2 separate regions of the Homo sapiens genome follow, and region 1 is linked to region 2. A link is a loop called in an ENCODE intact Hi-C map of the cell type or tissue named here. Cell type or tissue: K562. All regions are shown on one strand. Each heading gives the region's core, and the rest is flanking DNA. Links, peaks and the distances in the headings are about the cores only.

Region 1 (11,044 bases), core at 2,087-10,086, 330 kb after region 2:
TCCACTTCATAACACAGCCTTTTCCTCCACTGAATTTGGATTTACTTAGCAGCAAAGAGGGAACTCAAGCTTAGAAGATTTAGGGTGGGTGGAGACCTCAGCTATCAGCTACGATACCTTTCTGCTCTATGCAGGAATCTCTTCTTGAGACCTGGCCATCTTCTAGCCTCTGCTTGAATTCCCTAAATGTTGTAGAGCCCATTCCCTCCCTAAGTAGCCTTTTCCAGGCTGGGATAGCTCTGGCTAATCTCTCTCCTTCTGTCTTTTTGCAATACTTATTTGTGACTTGTAGGACGATGATTTGCGTGCATACCCTCTCTTGCCAGGTTGAAACCTCCTCAAGAGCCTGGACAATGACTTGTCTCCCCTCTATCATACTCGGTATATGGATATTCTATAAACACTCGTTCAGTCAAATGAAATTATGCTGCACCAACTTTAAAATTTCTTGCAAGGAACGTATCTTTTTTTCTTCTCCCAGGTGAAGCTTTCTATTTTTCTCTATGCAGACAAATGTTGCCTCTTCCCATCCCCAGGCCAGACATGGCTGCTTCCCCAGGGCCCTGCTTTTTCTTCCTGGCCCCCAGGGACTGCACAGTTGGTGGAAAATTTGGCCAAGGAAGCTGGGGGCCCGCAGTGGAAGTCAATCGGGTGGCCTAGACCAGGTTCTCTGGATCCCAGCCCTCTTCATTTCCTCCAGGTCAGCCACAGCTGCCTGAGAATGCTCCCAGGTGCATGGTGTGCAAATCCAAGCTGGGGCGACCCTCCCTGCCTCTCATTCCCTCGCAGCCTTGTGAGACTGGAGCTCTCTGCGCCTCCCAGCCAGCACAGTTTGCAGGCAGCTGCTTGGGTCATTGTCTCAGCCTCTTCAAGCTGTGAATGCTGAGTCTATAGAGACTGAAACACAAACAGTGCCCACAGTGCCTCTCGGGGAGGGAGGGGCAGCTTGGCCTTGCCAGAGCCATTGACTGTGCAAATATCAAGGCTTGCTGTGGATGGAGGAAAGCTGGTTGGAGCTATTTAAAAGGGGGGGTCTTTTGACACCACACTGCGCAGCACCATGGAAGGGCTGTGGTGTGTGCTAAGGGCCGGCAGATGGGAAGAGAAGAGGAGAGGTCAGTTCTCACAGGGAATACTGCTTCATCGTGAGATGCCTGTCTGCTCTAAACCAAGGAAGAGAGAGATGGGGGAGGTCACTGGGCACAGTGCAGGGGACAAGAGACCGAAAAGAAAAGGTAGCTAAGTGGGCAGATCAAGAGAGTGTGGTGAGTGAGGCTGGGGCAAACAAATATCCTAGCAATTGGAGGGCAGTGAATGGCAGCTTGCTGTGTGACTCAGGGCAATACACTTACCCAGTTTGGACTTGGGTTTCACATCCACTGTGTGGGCCCGGGTAAAAGGTACTATTAAACACTCAAAAACATTTCCCAAGTATTCTACACCAAACACCTATTTATTCTGCAGTTCAAACTCTTTCTTAAAAAATAATATTTAGAAAGGAAAATCAAGGGCTCTTGCTGACCCCATTTTCTGCAGCAGGCTCTTGGACAGTGCTATGGGATGTTTAGGACTCTCCTCTCACAGGCCCCATCCCGCACTCTGCATTTCCAACAGGGACAAAGCTCCTTGTGTTGCTTGGGGAGCTTCTTGGCCTACTAGAAGACAGCTAATGCTTCTCCCCAGACATCCTGCTAGGTTTTGACCGATGATCAGTGCTACCAAGGATCTGATCCCTGAGCCCCAGCGTCCAGCTTGGGCTCCTGGACTCCACTCCTGCTAACACACTCTGTGATGTGTCTGCTCCATCCATGTCCCTGCCCCCAGGAGCTCTCGTGAGATGCCTGTCTGCTCAAAACCAAGGAAGAGAGAGATGGGGGAGGTCACTGGGCACAGTGCAGGGGACAAGAGACTGGAAAGAAAAGGTAGCTAAGTGGGCAGATCAAGAGAGTGTGGCGGGTGACGCTGGGGCAAACAAACCTCCTAGCAATTGGAGGGCAGTGAATGGCAGCTTGCTGTGTGACTCACGGCAATGCACTTACCCAATTTGGACTTGGGTTTCACATCCACTATGTGGGCCTGGGTAAAAGCTACTCTGTGCAGGAGAGATGCAAGCCCTGTTGCAGCCAGGCAGCCAGATACCCATGAGCTCTGCGTTTTCTTATTCCATGAAGGGTTGACTCCCACAGCAATGCCAACCTACCAATCCTACGACAGTGTCATTCATGTACACTCTCAGAGCTCTGAAGGCACCAAAAACCCAAGGGCGGCAAAGGCAGAATTCAAATTCCAATCCCACTGGCTAAATGCTGACCACAAGCCCTGAATGTGGTCTCCTTGCAGGGCCACTATTGGCTTTCTTCTCTATGTCCCATCTCCACCAAGTCTTCAGCCCTTTATTCTTTAGCATAGAGATTTTCTTTAAATAAAATCTTACTTTTCTCAGAAAATTCCAAACAAATTTGGAGAGAGAGGGGGAAAATAACCCTAGTTTCGCTTCTTATACCTGTCCCAAAATTTAGAATAGTTTTCCTTGTTTCCAGCACTTGTCGTTTTTCCAACTTTCCTAACACCCTCTTCCCGGGCCTGGCTCCAGAAACAAAGACAAGTGAAGGTGCTTGAGTATTCATTCCATTATACAGATGGAGAAACCGAGGTGCTGGGTAAGGGGCAGGAGCCAATTCTGCCAGAGCGTAACTAACCTCTTATCTCCCTCCTGGGACCAGGGAACAAACGGAGGGTGAGCACCGGTCAACAGGTGAGAAATCTTTAGGAAGTGGGAAGGGCTACAAGTGTGAAGGCAGGCACTTAGTTCCTGTTTGATTCTTTGACACCAGGCTCTTCCTGACCATCTGCTCTCAACCATCTCAGTGGGGCCTAAACCTCCTGCAGGATTGTGCTGGGAGGGGCTTCCAGCTCCCCATGCAGTTCAGATCTTTCTCTCTAAGTCTGTGGGCCAAGAAAGCTGAAGAACTTGAAGAACTTGACCCCCTGTGGGTCACTCAGAGTGGGGCGGTAGACTCAAATTTTGTTCATTTACAGATAAACCTCAGGGGGTGGGGTGTTTGCCTTACAGAAAACCTCGTAGCCTGGGTTTTAATGTCACAGAGAGTGAAGGGACTTGTTAGAAAGTTTTAAGCAGCTGGAGTCAGGGTGGGGCATCAGTGTTGTCAGGGCACTGTGAAATCCCAGCCGGCCCTGCTCCTGGAAAACACCACTGCCCTAAAACGTGGAGTGGAGACCTGGAACGAGAGCTTTGCTGACTCACGAGGGGCCTCCTGCCTGTGGACGGGGAAGGAGCCTGGGTCTTCCTGTCTGGCTTGGGCTGGGCTCCCGCTAAGAACGCTGTTCTCAGTGAAATTCAAAAAATTGGCTCTTCTCCTTCAGGTATTTTTGTTCCTCAGGAGAAAAAAATGGGAAACCGGGGAGCAGTCAGGGGAGGTGGGAGGTCAGAGGCCAACGTAATATTTACCCAGCCTAGCCGAGGCCTTTCACTTTTATGAAGCAGGAAACCACTTCAAAGCAGCAACATCCCCTCTTGCCACTTCTGTCTGCCCGCTGGTCCTGCTGCCTCTATAAGGCAAGGCAGGGCTTTTCTACACACCCCTTCCTCTGCTCCTGAACCTTCCACCCTCTCTCCCTTAAAGGGTGGAGCACACTGCCTGGCCGGCTGCTCCCTCTAACCCCTGCTCAAAGGTAAAAAGACCTGCCCATAGTCACAGAGCAATCACAATCCATAGGCTCCGCTGACATTCTGAGCTGTCCCTGGCGTGTTCTCGTTCACTCAGTGAGTTGTCTACCACTCTCAGAAGCACTGGGGTTACAGCTCCTCATCCAAAGCCCTGTTCCACCACCAGAGCAGAAGCGGAAATGACGGCTAGGAAAGGCTCTAGAGACTGGAATCTAGTGGTTCTTTACATTGTGGAGGGGGCAAGAACTCCTTCTCTTCGGAAATACAAGACTACACATACCCACATCATTCTTGAAGATATAGAATCTCCAAGGTTTCACAGGCCTCTTGAAGCCCAAGTATGGCCCTAGCTCTGTGCTTCCCAGTGCAGGGGTCAGTTCCCTGACAGCATCACTGATGTGGCTCCCCCAGCCTCAGACGAGGTGCAGGGAGAGCATGACCTTCCTTTATAGGATTAGAGACAGCCTTTGAGTTGAAATCTTCGTCCTTCTAACCTTTCTCCATTAGCATCCCTTACCCTCTTTATGGACAGAAAGCTTAAAGCAGAATGGCTACCTTCTCTTTGAGTTGAAATCTTCATCCTCCTAACCTTTCTCTATTAGTATCCCTCTACCCTCTTTATGGACAGAAAGCTTTAAAGAGATTGGCTCCTTCTCCAGGTAGCAAGCACATGGCAGAGGCAGCCCGAGGAGTGGACAGCCAAGGTGTAGGGATAAAATCCAAATCTTCCCTCTCAGGTCCTTCCATTTAATAACTTCATTCAGATAAGAGTAGATGCATAATAGCAGGATTCTGGACACTTAAATGTGAATGTGGATGAGTAATAATATTTCCTGAGGCACCACACTGGCCTCTACACGCCAGCTCCAGAAGTACCAGAAAGGGATGCAATTTACATAGAATACAACACGAAAATCCTTGGGAGTGTGCACCCTGGAGTCCTTGCCGTAGGATATTGACTAATAGAAAACAACTCCAGCGCTGTCCAGTTTAAAATCCTCAGAGAAGAACGAGGGGAAAACTGGGTAGGTACGGGTAGCTGTGAGAGGCTGGAGACTGCGAGAGCATTAAATAGTCATCCTTCTTCACAGGAAACTGTGAAGTTCTCCAGCACCTCTGAGTCTCTCCTGGAAATCTTCACCTCCCATGACTTAAAGCAAAGGCTTTGAGGAGCTGTCTGCTCTCACTTCCTCTGACCCCCTAGTACACACTGTTAATGCCATTCTGCCTTTTACTAAAGGTATTTGGGGGTACTTGGCTATGCAATTTCTTCCTCCACTCCCTGAGTGTACTGTAAATGCCCTGAAGGTAAGATCTATTACTTTTTCATCCTTGTATTAGGAGGGAGCTACCACATTCTTGGCACCACACAGGTGATCGATCCCTATTTATTTAAACTTAAATGAATTCCAATTCCCGCTTTCAGTGTCATCCTATTTGGTTCAGTGCAAAGGGTAAGAATCTCTCCTTCTTCTATCCCTCTATACTATGGTTGAGAGGGAGGCTGTTTAGACAGAACAAGAGAAAGCCTGGGAGAACAACTCCTCCAAGAGGGCTGGGAGGTGCTAGGGTTCCTCTGTCAGAAGCTTCCGTCCTCTCAAAGCGTCGGAGAGAATATGTGTGTTTTGCGGGGATCAGAGGAGACAGGCTCATTCACCAGCTCTTCACTCGGAGCCCTGGGATCCCTCCTCCTCTTCCCTCTGAAAGACAAGTTGAACTTTCCAAGGGCAACTCTACTACCTTTTATCTTTCACCCTCAAAGTAATTTTAGCCAAAGAAAAGCAGAATTAAACTTTCATAACACGATACATTTATCTTGTTTTTCTTCTTTCTTTTCTCTATCCTCCCTTCCCCCTGCCCTGACGTCCAGGTACATCTGAGCTAAAGCAAACCAAGATGAACTATCAAGGGATGCTATCAGATTGGAAGAGACGGGGCTAAGCTCTCTGGTCTCCTGCCCATCCCAATACTTCAATATTTTTCCATGCCCCTGTTAGGCAGTTATTATCTCCTTAGATAAGAAAAGCCTCTGGACTCTGCTGTCTCTCAATATTGTCCTCTGCTGAAATGAAAGGGGGAATTATAATTCAGAGAAAGATTCCCACAGAGAATATGAAGAAAAAGATTAAATCAGCGATACAATGTTGACATGCATTCAGTTCCTGAAAGCTCTTTTAAAAAAAAGTCTCCTCAGGAGCAGTTTTGCTACTACCTGAGAGTCTCAAAAATCTGTATTTAGGGAGTTGGGAGATGGGAAGCATGTGAAGGCCCCTCGGGGTTGGGTCAGAAACTTCTGTTGCTGATAAGAACGGCAAGGGCCTTTTGGCGGGCCAGCCAGCAGATTGGACTCCCTGTTAAGTTGAGAATGCACTCCCTCCCTGCCACCCAGCCCTAGACGTGACCTGTTGGGGCAGGCCTCTCCGGAGTTGCTCACAACCCATGCATCCCAGCTTAATGCTGCAGGCGCCTTCTCATCCTCTGCAAACAGACAGAGGCCCAAAGGTCCCACTGGCAATAGGACCCTACCAGTTGTAGTCTCTGGGAAGTGACGGCTGGGAGTTTCGAATATATCTCATCTATTAATATTTTTTTTCTTCTAAAAAAAAAAAAAAGCACAAAAGCCACTGTTTTGGGCCAAGCCTGGCTTTCAAGAGTCCCCTCTAGTGGAGATAACCTGCTACTTCGGCTTCTCAGTTCAGCCCAGAGCCTCCCTGGCCAGTGAAGATTCAGAAAACCCCCTTCTGCCTGCAAGGCTCTCTTTCCCACTTTTCTCTTTGTGTTCACTCTGAGCTCTGTCCACCCCCATTCACACTGTTAATCTCTCTGTCTTTATCTTCCCTTGCTGTCTTCCTCCCTCTCTCCATTTATCTGTGCCTGTGCCCACATCTTGACTTCTGTCTTTCCATGTGTGCCTTTGCTCCTGCATCTTGATCTACATCTTCCATCCACCTGCTGGTTTTCTTTGATGTTCAGGATTCCAGGTCTGACTTGTTAGGAATGCCTTGGTCAGGCCTTGGACCACATGGACTCACTTCAAACGGCCAAAACAGCCACCCACAAGCCAGATCCACAGTGAGAAGCACTAGGAAAATCCTAGTGGTTATAGAGCTGTCTATAACCTGAGCTCAGAGCTCCTGCTCCGAATCCTGTGTGAAGCCGGCTGCTCCCTTCAATAGATTCTCCCCACCTCTGTGCCTGCTTCCCAGTCTCTGACACACGCCCTGCCCTGCAAACAACTGGCAATGCCTGGGTAAAGGGACAACTGGCAGTGCGTGGGAAGAGTATGCTGGGGTAGGGGAAGAAGGTGAGGAAGAGGTGAGTGGGGGTCAGTGGCTGAGCCTGGGGCTGTGGCAGGACAGTGGAGACACAGCAAATGTTAAGCTGGGGTGAAGGGGGGTATGGGGGAACACCTGCTGGTCCTCTGAGTTTCCCAGAGATATTCTTTCACCCAAGAGAGAGACAGAACCAGAGCAGGGAAGGCGGTTAATGGTTAACCAACTGTAGAAGCAGAGAACTTTTGCACTGCTCAGGCCTCAGCCATTTCTTTCAGCTCTGTGCCCTTCCTTCCTCCTCTCCCCTTACACTCTTACCCCGCAAGGACCCTGCTCCCCAACAAAGAACTTTCTCGCCTCTATTTATGCCCTCCAATTCCAGATGGAGCAGTGTGGAGCTAGATAAAGAGGTTCCATATGCCCAAATGCCAGGGAATGAGGCCCAGGAGAGCCTGAGGGCTAAGCCCAGGAGGACGGGGATATCCTCTTCTTACCAGCCATCCCTCCCTCGTGCCTTGAGACCAGCTGTTTGACCCTGGGAAGAACTGCCTTTCTCTCTGTCTCCATAGGGCTCACCTTTAGAAATGACCGAAAAAGAAGTGGATGCACACCCACCCCTCATTTACTCTAATCAGGCATGAAATCTTTGTAACGAAGTGAAAAAACTGTTCAGGGAACTGGTTCCATTCATCATTGTTTGAACTGAGCATATGTGAAGGGTAGAAATAGAATATTCACATATAATGAATTGATAACAGACTGCCCCTGGGTGGGGCGGTGGTGATTGGGGCTGAGGGGGGAACGCACACGAGCTGTAAAACTCCCAGCACCTCAAAGCCTGTTTCTACCAGTTTCCCTATGGACAGTCAGTCCTGAATTATTTCTAGTTAACAGACTGTAACACAATGCTCCAGTCTCTTTATGATCAGAATGGGGGTGGGGGGTGGGGGCTTGGCTAGGCGCTCCTTGCCTCTCCATTTGCCATGATGGACAGAAGTATATTGTGCCTCAGTTCGTGTGTGTGGAGACAGCTGTGTGGCAATGCAGGGAGACAGCTGGTGGTGGTGGGGAGGTGCTGCTGGAGACAGGAATTGCCTCCCCCACACCAAACCCTATATCTTAGGGAGGCAATCATAGAAAATGAGGTAGGATAGAAACTATAAAACCCCCAAACAGTGACAACTCCAGCACCATAAATATTTCATAGCACCTAAAGTGGTGAGTTTAGGCTGCTGTCAGCTGCTGCCTTGTATATTTAACCATGTCACTGGTTTCCCCTCCTGTTCCTATGTTTTCTTGTAACCTGCCCATGAAATAAAGATTAGCTGAGTAAGCAGAAGTATTGGTAAATGGGAAAGGGACCTAGGAAACAGGTAGCTGTTCTTTGAGGGCTTTCTTTTTAACCTCATTTTAAGTGCAGACTTCAGTAAAACAGATGGTGAAGGAACTTTTACATTCACCGCATCTGCAGCTTTTGATGGTCAAGAGAGTTGCAGGGTGAATGTTCCCTGGTGCTCTGAAGACAGGGATAGGTATTCAGACTAGCTCTGAAAGGGGGGCCACCAACCTTGTAATGACATGGTTTTGGGCGATGGACATAAGACACTGCCATACTCTTCATTTAGACTTGGGCTGAAAAGCTAGCCAGCCCCCCTGTCCTGCTCCAGGCTTTGAGGGACCCCTGTCCTTATGCCCTGCCAAAAAGAAGGACCAGCTGGGATTTCCTTGGCAGACTCATGGTCCCTGGATAGAGATCTCCTGGTACTTTACCACTGCTGCTCCTCAGCATCTTCCCTGCACATCGCTCCAAATGTCATTTCCATTTAACTGCTTTGCAAGCCAGTTTGCCCCCATCCTAATGCAATTTGCTGAGGACAGTGAGGGAGCAGAGAGGGTAATCTGCATTGCCCTCCCTTTATCAGCAGGTCCCTGAAGACGATCGGCTGCGGAGTGGAGGGAAATAGCTCCTTTAGGTAATGCTGGTTGGTGGCAGCAGGGGCAAGTTCTGGAATGAGGAGGGGTTGGTGGTGATGCCAGGTGGAAGAAGGGGAATGAAAAACAACCTCGCTATGACAGATTCCACTGTTTCCTTGGTTCCCTACCCTTTCTCTTCACTGCCCCTTCAGCCTCCAGGCCACCACCAAGGAGAGATCCCAGGTAATTAGTTCAAATGGTGCTCCGTGAAGAGAGAGGGAAGTTAATGAATTCTTCTCTTTTCTTGCCTGGAGGTCAGAGGGGAGAGGGCTGCAAGCAACTCTGGGAGCTTTCTGGGGTTATTGCATAAAAGTTGTGCATTTCAGTTAGGAATAGCTGAATTCCTCCAGCCAAGGTTATCTCTTCCTGGGGCTCTGTCAATCAGTAGAAGGCCCCAGAATCCAAAGCCAACCCAGAGGGAAGAGTGAAGTTTCAAGATCTGGGAAAGAAGCCCAGCAAAGGAGGGAGACTGCTATTGTGTGGGGAGAGGGGAGAGCTAAACCTGACTCCTGCTCTCAAAGCCTCCAGCCCAGGCCAGCCAAGATACTCATCTTGGCCTGCCGCTCATAAGCCTTGTCCACTGTGCGCGTGAATGGAAGGAAATGAATGTGCCCCCAAATTTCTGTGGGTTCTTCCAAACTGATGGGCCCCCAAGTGACTGCCTCAAGCTATGACTGGCAGTCCCAGTCCCCTCAAACTGATGCTGCCTTCATGTCCCTTGTGCACTTTCTACTGGTGTGCCACTGTCACTCTAAGATTCCTACAGGGGACCTGTTCAGATTTCCATTGCCCACTTCATGGGGCTCTCATTTCTAGACCCTTACTGACCTAGAGCCCCAAATCTTTTATCCAACTTCCTCCCCACCATTATTTCTATCCCTCCTGAGCAGAGCTGAGTTTGAGTAGGTAGCTCCCACTAGGGCAAGGGTCATTCCAAACAGGTGGACTTTTTTCGGGGATCTAAAATGGTAGTTTCTGGTGACTCTCTGGGCATCTAGACCATGATTGGCATTATAGAGACTACCTGTGGGATGGATAAAAAGGGCTAGAATTTTCTAGGATCCCTACCTCACTTGTGGGGTGGGGCAAGAAAGAGCACATGGAAGGAAACATTCTCAAATGGTTCATAAGGAGCCTCTGGGACCCTAAGCAAACTCCCATTTCAACCCCCAGCACTCCTGTGGTGCTCAAACTAAGGGGCTGGACCCCTGCTGGGCGATACACCGCAAAGGGAGCCCCGGGAGATGAAACACTTAGACCCATTCAGTGCCTAGGAATCTCTCCCTGAGCCTTATGGAACCCGCGCAAATGATGTTTTCCCATTCCCCTGATCTCCAGTCCCCGATCGGAAGGGAGAGCCGGCGGCCACCAGGGACCCCGGCACTGGAGTGAACGCCCCCAAATCGATCGCTGGCCAGTGTGGCTTTGGGCTGTCTCGCTGGTGCCACCGAGGCCCTCTTTGGGCTCCAGCTCTCAGGACAGCCTTGCCGCCCCGAGCTCCCCAAAGCCGCAGAGCGCCGGCAGGTGCGCGGTGGAGGCGCGCCGCGGAGCGCTGCTGCCGCCCTCAGCCCGCATTCGGGAAGCCGGCGGGCTGCCGGCCGGGAAGCCCTCGGCGGGAGGCAGCGGCTCCAGTGAGCCTGCGATCGCGCGCACGCCGCGCTCCAGCCCGCGAAAGTGGCCGAGCCCACGCGGGGACTCGCCCGCCGCGGCCAAGCCGGGTCTTCTGGGGCCGGGACCCCAAAGAGGCGGGCGCGGGAGAAGCCGCCACGGGTGTGCGCGCCTGTGGGGAGAGGGCGGAGGGCGCTGCCGACTCCGAGCGCCCGGCCCAGCCGCCGCTTACCCAGCTCGGCGACGTCGGTCTGTCCTTCCGTCCCCGCTCGGTCTACCTCGGCCGCCGCCGGCTGCTGAGGGCGGCGCGAGGCCCCTCTCCCTGCCCGCAGCTCGGAATCAGGGAGACGACCAAATCCACATGGAGTCCAAATTCATTAAAATCCACGTCAAGCCACCAGACACTTATCTGTATTCCTGAAGTCGCTCCTCGGTCTCCGCTCCGCGCGCCCCTCAGTCCTCCGTCGCCCCGCAGCAGCCCGGCTGGGCGCTGTCGCCGGCT
Region 2 (11,044 bases), core at 1,659-9,658:
TTATGAACTGGGAGCAAGGGAGGAGACAAGGTCTCAAGAAATTAGTAAAATGAGGATTCTAAGAGATGTCACAAAATTCATGTAGTAAAAGTCATGCACTGAACTTTCAGGTACTTCTTCAGAGTCAATTATTCTTGTTTTACACATAATTCTAATAACCCTGGTTATCTGATATCCTAGCTAAAGTTGAAACGTAGGAAGAGCCTATTAGAAGCAAATAATAAGGAGAAGCAACAGCTGAAAACTAAGAAACAGAAATAAATGAAAAGCAGACATAAGTATGAAAACTCACACCAGTTTTCTTGAATCATTTATGGTAGGAGTGAATAGGTTAGATATCTATACCTTAATAAGCATTAATGATGTCACTGAGTTGCAACATAGCCACGACATGTTCATGATACATCTGAGTCATAAAGTCCTTTTCGGGGGGGTATTCTAAGAAAGCAAAGACATGTGCAATACATTTTGAAAATATTTCTACCTGCCACTAGTAAATTGAAGACTCTTTTGTTCTTTAAAGTGAGTTTGCAAATCCTCAGCGATCCAGAAAGCTCTGCTACCAAAATAACTAAATCCCCATATTTTAAGAGACTGAGTTTTCCTATACTTGGTCTTGCTTTTCACAGCCCTCCTTAGTTTTTTCCTGGTGCTGTTTCCTGATCTCCTAGCCTGCCAGTCTTATTTTGCCCATGCTTTCATATTCTAGCACCTGGATCAAGAGGAGTATCTCGAAGGAGTTCCTGGGAATCTTAGTCCATAGAGTTACAGAACTAGGATGAAGGGACATGCCAGCCTCTGCCAGGAAGTAGGCCGTTGGGAGCCACAGACTGTATCACCAGGAAGGCGGTATAGCCCAGAGACAAAGAGCTCAGGCTCTGCAGCCAGACAGGCCACATTCAAAGGCTTCTTTACCATGTTTTAGCTGTGGTTTGGGAAGTTACTTCAACTCTGTAAACCTCACCTGTAAAACAGAGATAAAAGTAGTCCCTATGTCTTAGCTGTTTTGAGGAACAAAGGAGCTAAGAAGTAGAAGCAGTTATCCTGTCTGGTAAAAGTTCAAGAAATAGTGGATATCTTTTGTTTTAGGCCCCTTCCTTCTGCTTCTCAGTGGGCATGAGATACTTATTTCTGTGACTCATCTGCCACAAAATCATATATGCTGCTTCCTCAGGATAGGTCTAACTGTCACCTCAGTAAGAATATAAACTTCTAAAGTGCTGGAGCCATTCTTATTCTTATGTGTTTTACTCCTGGTGCTTAGCACAATCCTTGGAGTTTAGGAAAAGCAATAGGATTGGAGGACAACTGTGGCAGGTGTGTTCCTGCCAGCTACCTCTAGTCATGGCAGTCTTGTTCTCATGTTATATTTTAAGGGGGAATTAATTAAATTGGGGAGTGTTCATGTGAAGATAACCAGGATTAGGAGAGTTCTAGAAACCAAGTCATATTGTTGAGGGTCTAGTGTTATTTCATCTAGATGGGGGGTTGGCAAACTATGGCCAGTGAACCTAACCTGACTCAGGGGTTGTGTTTGTATGGTCAGTCAGTAAAGAATGGCTTTTACATTCCTTTCTTTCTTTTTTTCTTGAGACAGTCTCACTCTGTTGCCCAGGCTGGAGTGCAGTGGCACGATCTTGGCTGGCTGCAACCACTGCCTCCCAGGTTCAAGACATTCTCCTGCCTCAGCCTCCCAAGTAGCTGAGACTACAGGCATGTGCCACCATGCCCGGCTAATTTTTGTATTTTTAGTAGAGACGGGGTTTAGCCATATTGGCCAAGCTGGTCTCAAACTCCTGACCTCAGGTGATCTGCCTGCCTCGGCCTCCCGAAGTGCTGGGATTGCAGGCATGAGCCACCGTGCGTGGCCGGCTTTTACATTTCTAAAAGTGTCGTAAGATAAGACAAAGTAGACCATCCATCAGAAACCATATATGGCCCCTAAAGCCTACAATATTTACTCTCTGGCCCTTTATAGAAAAAGTTTGCTGACCCCTGATATGGAAAAGAAGAATTTGGGGAGGAAAAATAAATAACTTTCTTTAAGATGCATGTTATTTACACTGGTTGAGCACCCCTAATCTGAAAATCAGAAATTCTAAAATACTCCAAAATACGAAACTTTTTGAGTGCCAACATGATGCCGCAAGTGGAAGATTCCACACCTGACCTCATGTGACAGGTCACAGTCAAAACACAGTCAACACTTTGTTTCATCCACAAGTTTATTAAAAATATTGTCTAAAATTATCTTCAGGCTATGTATATAAGGTATACAGGAAACACAAATTCATGCTTAGACTTGGGTCCTATTGCTGAGACATCTCATTATGTTTACACAGATATTCCAAAATCTGAAAAAATCTGAAATTTGAAACACTTCTGGTCCTAAGCATTTTGGATAAGGGATACATTCATTCTGTGTATTCATTCTCATTTTTCTGCAGTGCCAGTGATGTGCAAAGGATCTCGCTCAGTGCTGTGGAGAGTACAAAATGAGAGCTGGATCTCTTTCCTCCATTAGGTGTTAGTGTCATTGTCATTTAAATCAATCCCTCAAGGAGTTTGTAATCTAGTGGGGCCCACTAGAAACATCTTCAGGTATTGTCATGAAGGACCAGATTAAATCTGTACCAGCCCAAAGAATAGAATTAGAACTAATGATTAGAAGTTATGGGAAGGCCAATTTCACTGCAATCCAAGGAAAAAGTGTAAAATGATGTAGCTATTTATAAGAATGAAATGAGCCACTTTGGGAGACAAGTGATCCATCCATGCTTCCTGCAAACACTCAGGAGGCATCCGTGTTAGGGGGCTGTCCAACTCTGAGGCCTACCATGAATTTCAGTCATCCTAGACTAGAACAAGGGACTGAGCAGATGCCTTCTTAAGCTTCAAAGGCTAAGCTAAGGTGTGAGTATATATAAACCAAGGGTCTGTGGCCTGAGGGTTCCCAGTGTACCGAGATTTCTGTTTTATATTCAAATAGCATGTCTTGGCCAGACACCATGGCTCACGCCTGTAATCCCAACATTTTGGGAGGCCGATGTGGGTGGATCATCTGAAGTCAGGAGTTCGAGACCAGCCTGACCAATATAGAGAAAACCCGTCTCTACTAAAAATACAAAATTAGCTGGGCATGGTGGCGCATGCCTGTAATCCCAGCTACTTAGGAGGCTGAGGAAGGAGAACTGCTTGAACCTGGGAGGCAGAGGTTGCGGTGATCCGAGATCACACCATTGTACTCCAGCCTGAGCAACAAGAGAGAAACTTCTTCTCAAATAAATAAATAAATAAATAAATAAATAAAATAGCATGTCTTGGACCCCATCCACTTACTGTGGAACCCTAATTATTTTGAAGATTCTCTGGGCACCTACATTTCTCCCTGTCACCTCTTCCTCCATTTTACCAGCACCACAGACTCCTGGGTTGTGGCTCCATGGCTCAATGGCTCCCTGTCCGCACTAGTATACCACTTCACCGTAAGTTAGCCAAGGTAAAGTAAGTTACTTTACCCTCCCCAGAGAGCCACTAACACAAGGCTAGTGTGTGTAGCCAGTATTTACTGAAAGGTTGAGGGCATGGAACGAGATTACAGGGCAGCCCAGGGGAGACAATGGCATAACCCTGAAATATTAGACATTACTGTGCTAATGAAGCCATGTATTAAAAAAAAATTTCCTCCCAGGTCTTTTCCATCCTCCACCCACCACTGTCCTGCTATGACTCCAGGCACCTCTCCACCCTTTATATGCTCTTCCTGGGCTCTGGAGTCCTATCAGCCTTGTGTCTCTTGTGCCCACCTAAACACAAGGCTTCACTTCATTTTATCATGCTCAGCAATTCAGCCTCCTGCCTACCTTTGCTCATCCAGGATTGTCTGGGGTTCTAGGCTTTGTCACTCAAAGACCTCTTAAGACATTTTCTTAAATCAGCTGCCTAGGGATGCCACTCCTCTCTAAGAAGTATCAGTTTGATTTCATTTTTCCAAATAAAGAAGAAGCCTACTTCCCAATTAAGCCCAAAGGCCTTTTCCGTTGCATCTGAAGGGAAGTAACTCATTCCGACGGACTCCAAGAGCACAGGTACTAAGAAGTACACCTTTATATGCATCCCTATTTGTTTGTCTCTCCATCTTTCCAACATGCACGCATCTTTCTCCTTAGCACAACGTCCAGCTCTGGGACTAAAAGTCATAGATAATATGTTTTCATTTATTAGCTAAGGAGGGAAGAGAATGTTCTCATTAGAGAAGTCCAAGCCCACAAAAATATGGAATTCTCACAGCCCTGGCGACTGTGAGAATTTTCTTCTGGAGGGTGGTGTTGTGTTCTTTTTCCATACCTTCTTATTTTTAATTCTCCACACTGCAAGCCATTTAGTTAGATCAACCAAAGTCAATGAGAGAGGGAGGCCCAAGTACCTGAGAGTGGAGTTGGGTAACCATCCAGCCCTGAAAGTAAACCCAGGCCCTCCAGCTCAGGGTCTAAAGGAAATCAGGCAATGAGACCAACGGTAAGAAGTGGAATTTGTTCCTCATTTTCATTTGTTTTCGTAGGACTCTGCAGCTGAGTTTATCTGCTGCAGTTTGGCACTTCTTGCCCTAAGCTTTTTGAGACAAAGATTGCGAAGGAAGGAGATGAGGACAAGGGAATGAGGAGGCCCAGGAGGTGGAGCCAAAGGGATAAGAAAAAGAGGCCCCAGGCCCCTGTGTGTTTTATCAGCCGAACAGAAATGCTGCTGAAGACATGCATCTGCAAAGGTGGTGCCAACTGGGTTGGGTCTACAAGTGCGGAGCACTGGGGACCACTGAATTAGTCAGAGGTCCCCAAGCCTGCTCCTCCTCTGTCGCCATATGGCAGAGATTCAAAGGGTGGAGTCCTCTCCCCTCTGGAAAATAGCTGATAAAATTCTTTTCCCTTTTATTTTTCCCCTCTTACATGTAGCCCTGGACAGGATATGGGTGTGGGGTCAGCAGGCACGAAGGACCCAAAGGAAGAAGAGGAATGTGACGGGGAGGGCCTGGGGGTGTTGTTAGAGTGAGGATAGGGACAGGCCTTGGAAAGCTTGGAGGAAATAGATACCCTGAGCCTGACAAAGGGGTTCCCTAATTACCTGAAAGGCTTCCTGCTCCAGCCAGCACTCTGGCAGTGCTGCCTGGTGGCCCTTGAGCCCCTTACCCTGACTCTGCTCTGTGATCTCCCCCACTTCCAACAAAGACAGCCCACTTCTGGTTAGTTGCAGTGCCTATGCACATGCCACCTTCTCAAAGGGACAGAAAAAAAGAACTTCCCAAAACAAGCTCTTTGTTGGGGTAAATGATGAGAAAACAAACCACAGAAATCCCCTCTACCCTAAATTTTACAATAATAATAGCATTTCTGCAATGGCCCTATGGTAGCATTTCAAGGTACACTCAGTTATCTCATTTATCCCACAATGTATCCCAGGACTGAAAATGACTCCTAGTATTAACAAAACAAAACAAATCCAAGCAAAAACCCTAGAAAGCTCTTGGGAAGGGCATAAAACTACAATTGGCTCAAGTAGTCTGGCAAGGCTGGGAATGGGGCCTTGTGCCTCATCCCTCCCCACCAAAAGCTGGGATATTCTCAGCATATCAGTCCAAAGTTTTGCCAAGGTTGTGTTGCTCCCCCAACCCCAACCTCGGCAGGCCAAGGCGAGACTGGCACTTACCAGCTGAGGAAATAAGAAAAGGGTGGACCTCATTCGGCTGAGGACCAGGTCATCACAAGCTGTGTAGCCAAAGGAGAATGGAGCATCTGATTGGAATCTGCACCACTGGCCAACTCACCCCTGTTTTTTTGTTTTTTGTTTTTTGTTTGTTTGTTTGTTTTGAGAAGGAGTCTCGCTCTGTCTCCCAGGCTGGAGTGCAGTGCCAGGATCTTGGCTCGCTGCAACCTCCGCCTCCTGGGTTCAAGGGATTCTCCTGCCTCAGCCTCCCGAGTAGCTGGGACTATAGGGGTGTGCCACCATGCCCAGCTAATTTTTGTAATTTTAGTAGAGATGGGGTTTCACCATGTTGGCCAGGATGGTCTCGATCTCTTGACCTCATGATCTGCCTGCCTCGGCCTCCCAAAGTGCTGGGATTGCAAGCGTGAGCCACTGCGCCCGGCCGACTCACTCCTGTTATGAGGGCCTAGTCTAGCACCCACTCTAGAATTTTGAAACCTCATTGATAGCTTTTCCTTGCCCCAAAGCACACATCCAGGACTGCCAAACAGGGCAACCCAAAACTTCTCTCAGAGCTTCCTCCAGCCCAGGGGCAGCTGTCCCCAGCTGGGCGGACCCAAAGATGGACAACAGAGGAGACTGGGAACAAAGAGGTCTAGTCCAGGTCACTCTGCAGGGCCACAGTGGGTGGCCCTTAGGATGTAGTGAGAGTACAGAATTGGGAGCCCTAGAGTGCTGTAAGCAAAAGGGAGAGCAATGTACAAAGTTTCAAAAGTTTCAAACCTTCCAAGTGCAAAGAGATGAGGTGGAGAATGTCATTCCCCAAGGAAAGTAATCGAGTATAAATATTTACCGGGTGCCTATTTTTTTTTTAACCGAAGTGAGAGCAAGACCTTAAGAGTAAGGATATGTGTAGGTGAGTGGGGGCAGTGTTCTAACCCATCCACTAGCTTTAGAACTTGGAGCAGGGGCAGAGGAAGAAAACTCCAAAAGGTGACAAGTTTTGAAATTTGTGCAGGGGTGACGGTTTTTGGTAAGGCGAGCGAGGCTGGGCGCAGAGCAAATTCTGTCTACTTCTACCTCCTCCGCGGTGGGGTTGCTGAAGTGGGAATTCAAACTCAGCTTCCCAATCTTAAATGCAAGGTTTTTGTTTGGTTGGTTGTTTGGTTTTGTTTTTCCTTTTCACGGACTGTTCATTCCGAACACCCCTGGCCTGGGACCTGGAGCCTCATCCCTGATTCGCTTCCCTCGAATTCCTTAATGTCCACTTCTGGCTCTCCCAGTCCCTGTGCAAGGTGGGCACACCGGCCCCTTCCCAGCAATCCGCTCCGTGTCTATACTTTCTGAATCAACCAAGAGCCACAAAACTTTTCCTGCTTCTCTCCTCCCCAGTCTCCCGGTTCTGGCTGCAACTTCGCACTCCGCGCCTCTGGCAACCAGAAGAGACCCTGGCATCTCCAAAGCGCTTTATCTCAGTCCATTGGAACCAGTCGTGCTGACCGATTCACACCTCGGCTAACGCACACTCGCGGGGGTGATGGCCTTCCCTTCCCCTCCCACCCCCGTCAGCTCCCAGGTGAGGCGCTGGCCCCGGGGGGAAGCAGCTGTGGGCGGCAGTGCGTGGGTTGGGCAGGGGTCCCTTCCCTCCGTGAGACTCTGCTCTGCTGTTCAGCCTCCCAGAAAGCCTCCACCCTCCCCGCGGCGAAGCCAAGCGGCCGCGGCGCGCGGGCGGTACTCACGCAGCAAACTCAGCAAGCAAAGCGCGGTCCAGCCCCGCGGCATCCTGGGCCCTGCGCGCGCGCCCCTGCGGACCAGCATCCTTCCCGCGCGGCTCCTAGAGAGACGCACCGAGTGGAAGACACTACTCGGCTTGGCCAGGACGCGCTCTTCCCGCCCCCTCCGCCCGGGAGAGGGGTGGGGGATTCTTGCTTTTTTCCTCTCTTCTCCCCTCCCTTTTTAGTCTTGGCAAGGCAGCGCCTCTCCTTGGCTGCTACTAACTTGAGCTCCCCTGGTTGGTCCCAAAGGCGGAGGGCGTTAGGAGGGAGGCTGGGTTGCCGCCGTCGAGGCCAAAAAAGGTGGAGGTTTGTTCGGGCTCCAGATGCCTCGTTCAGCTTTCTGGAGAGGCCCCATCCCACTTCTTCAAGCTCCACTTCCACTTAACTTTTAACCCCTTTGTGGCAGCCTTGCCGGTGGCCAGGGCAGGGGCAAGTTTCCTCCGATTTTTTCCCCACTTTTCTTTCCTTGTGATTTTCCTTTATTTTTAAGTTGTAAGCCAGTAACAATCTTGCAAAAGGAATCTACTGTAAGGACCTCAGTTTAGAAGTGTGAGCATTTCGTTAATCAGGTAAAACTTAACCACAATGTGGCACATTTAGTGATAGCCTCACCAGATCCTGTGCTGTGTGTGAGTGAAGCGTCAGGAGTGAGCAGGTATACGTGACTATAAGTATTCATTTTGGCTGTCCAAACCATTCTTGGAGACTTTTTCTTTCTTTTCTTTTCTTTTTTTTTTCCTGCAAGACCTTTTTGTGTTATGTTAACTTTTTGCTAACTTGTGTTAACTTTTCCTGTGACCTTCCATATTTCCCCATTTAGTTCCCCATCACCATCATCCTAAAGAAAAAGGACTTCCCTGGATGCCTTCTCACCAGTTATCCCCTCTCCAGCCCTGGGTCTAAGCCACTAGGGATTTCACCTTGCTCTCCCATCAGAAAAAGGACTTTCTGTGACTCCATCCTCCACCACTTGATAGATCCTTGAGCTTCCTGTTCCTCACCAGTTCCTCTGGGTGTTGGTTGTACTGAATAGAAGAAACTCTGAGCCGGGTAGGCAGCCTAGTCTTGGGGACGTAGAGACGGGAGAAAGGAGAAGCCAGCCTGGGCAGATGATGGCACCAGGGGAGGATCAGATAAGGTATAACCTGGGAGAGGCTGCTCTGATATCCAGAGCAGAATCATGAAATTATAAATACTCAGTTCAGGCTCTTCCATGATGTCTGTACCACATAGCCTAAAGGGAAAAAAGAGAAGCCAGACCAGCACTCTGTGGTCCTTTCTGATTTCTCCGCAGACACTCTAGCATTATAAAAGTAGCTTTACCTTTATAGTCCATCTCAAACCTACTATGCGTTGGGGTTGCACAGGAGAAGGATCCAGGTCTAAAAACAAACCCAAAATCTCCTTATTCTGGTCTTGTTGCCTAGCATTCCTTTAAACAGGGAACAAAGTCTTTCATCACACAATAAGAGCAAAGGCCTGATATGCTAATTTGATTGAATACAACGGAATGGTATGAATCTGTTTCAAAGTACAAATGATGATTCAGAACTGATCACATAGTGATGGCAAGGGCCTGGGGACAGAAGGAGTGGCAAACATGCATTTTAAAATCAGTCATTGGTCCTTGGGACTCCCAATTAACAGGGAAAAGGAGTTAGTTCCAACACTGCCAGGCCCCCCACTCCCCTCAACTTCCTCAGCTCCAGGGACCGCTCGGTCTGCTTCAGGCATCCAGTGTGCAGTTGAGAACAAATGTGGGGTTGTAATCCCTGCTAGATATGAAAGCTAATTTGGTCCACTTTAACTTCCATTTCCAGATTTTTTTTTTCTGGTTACTTTAAATACCATTTGTCTCCCATAGCTGGACCACGGGAAACAGGGGAAATAACTTGTCTTTCTTTAGTACCTGAACTTCTTAACTAGCTTTGGGAGCAAAGAGAGAGAGAATGATTCTGTGGAGCAGAGTTTTCTCAAAGCATGGTCTACACAGAATCAAGGGTGAGGGCCAGAATCTGTACTTTGAGTAAGTATTCTCCATGACTCATGCACACTGAGGTTCAAGAAGCCCTGGTATAGAAAGAACACTTGCTGGGTACAAGGAGCAAGGGCGAAGTGGATGTCAGGCTTCAGGGAGGAAAAATAGAAGTAGGGGATATGGGAGGCTGGCAAATCCCTTCCTCTGAGAGACCAGAGCTGTTTCTTCTCTGGCTTGCAAAGGTTATGGATAGCCCCAGAACTACAAAGCTAGACAGTGATTGGCCACTCTTCATATTTTCCAGGGTCACTGAGACTCATCACCCCAAGCACACACACCCTTGCCCAAGCCACCCCCAAACACACGTTCTGGCCACTGGACACAAGGGTACCCAGGGACCCCAGCCTTACATTTCCTCACAGGCCAGGTAGAGTTGAGCTATGTAGTCTCTTCAAAGTTCTAGCCTTTCTGGGCTGCTCCTCAATTCTCTGCTCTCCTGCTTCATAAGCTGTTGCTAGAAGATGTTAGCTACACCGCACAAAATGGAGGATACAACAGAAATACACTGAGTCAGAGGCTGTCTCAGGCCCTTTACAGACCCTTGGAGGTCACAACCACTTTTACTATTAAACATCCCTTACCTCACCCCTCCCCAAAATACACACGCATCATGTCAATCAACCTAAAAGAGGACCTCATCCTATGTCAAATATGTCTGATGTTAAAAAAGTAAGGAAAATGGTTGTTATAATTCTGAATTTTAAAATATATTCATTTTGTTCTTATAATTCAAACTTTATTATATTTACATGAAACTATGAAAGAGTTGAATTGCAGTTTACAAGTTGAGTTGACATTTTTGTAGGCATTTAATGAAAAATTTGTGAATTTTGATTTTCCAATTTTATATTTTGGAACCAAGACTTTTTTCCCACATTGCAAACTTTTTTTTTTTTTTTTTTTTCAGTTTGGCAGGGATCCTTAGCGGTAGAAGTGTTCAGATGCTGGACTGATGCAGTGACAACCTGCAAGTCCCTTTTTTCCTCTTTCCACCTTCTAGTCTCCCTCCAGTGCCTCCTCTTGGCAGAACCTAACAAGAAATCAGCTGACAAGGGAGTCTGGGAACCAGTGTCCTGTGGTAAGTCACCATGATGCAATGTTTGCCTCCATGATAGGCAGGCTATTCCAGAGGCCACAGATCAGGAAGACTCAGACCAAATTATGATGATCAAATCACAAGGGTTATGGAATCTATTTAAAGCATAGAGCCAGAACCAAGGGGACAGATTTACACAAGGTTGATACACTTGGGAATGCAAGCAGGGCAAAAGTCCTGCACAGTCTCACAGCCTCAGTCATGTGTTTCGCTCTGCAGTGGTATAGTTATGAGGACCAGAACTGAGATTGAGTAAGGGGATCAATATGAGGAAGATGCTTAGAACCAAGGTATACTCATTCTATTGAGAGATGTTTAAGGGTAGGTAGGCTTGGCCACAGGTCTTTGTCAGTGTTCTGGGAAGCCATACTTTTTGCCAGTATTTCTTGGGTAGAGCTTATGGGGGGCCAGAAGGTGCCACCAGTAGGTAGTCAATTT

The links. Hi-C counts contacts between places; a loop is a spot of excess contacts. Peaks named below come from ENCODE experiments on the same cell type or tissue, not always from the same donor. Only the 100,000 strongest peaks of a DNase experiment are listed, where the experiment ranks them.
Region 1: it touches region 2 in a loop (2.2-fold over the local background); 4 of 110 quality-filtered maps call a loop at or near these places.

The regions. Positions count from the first base shown.
Region 1 is chr1:208,232,869-208,243,912 of GRCh38, forward strand. It overlaps PLXNA2 (plexin A2), which reads right to left. Exons shown (of 32, transcript NM_025179.4): 1 at 10,775-11,044. Among named protein-coding and RNA genes, the nearest start is that of PLXNA2, 6.0 kb to the right of the region's middle. RefSeq lists enhancers at 10,054-10,555, 10,556-11,044. In K562, for the core only: a CTCF peak has its summit at 6,349 (motif pointing left); DNase peaks (open chromatin) are centred at 2,973, 3,273, 6,073, 6,373 and 1 weaker place; H3K27me3 peaks cover 743 bases.
Region 2 is chr1:207,903,566-207,914,609 of GRCh38, forward strand. It overlaps CD34 (CD34 molecule), which reads right to left and starts at 7,560. Exons shown (of 8, transcript NM_001025109.2): 1 at 7,437-7,560. The coding sequence starts at 7,515. It overlaps LOC107985253 (a long non-coding RNA gene), which reads left to right and starts at 6,803. Exons shown (of 4, transcript XR_001738424.2): 1 at 6,803-6,992; 2 at 7,090-7,273; 3 at 10,418-10,588. In K562, for the core only: a CTCF peak has its summit at 4,677 (motif pointing right); a DNase peak (open chromatin) is centred at 4,686; H3K27me3 peaks cover 857 bases.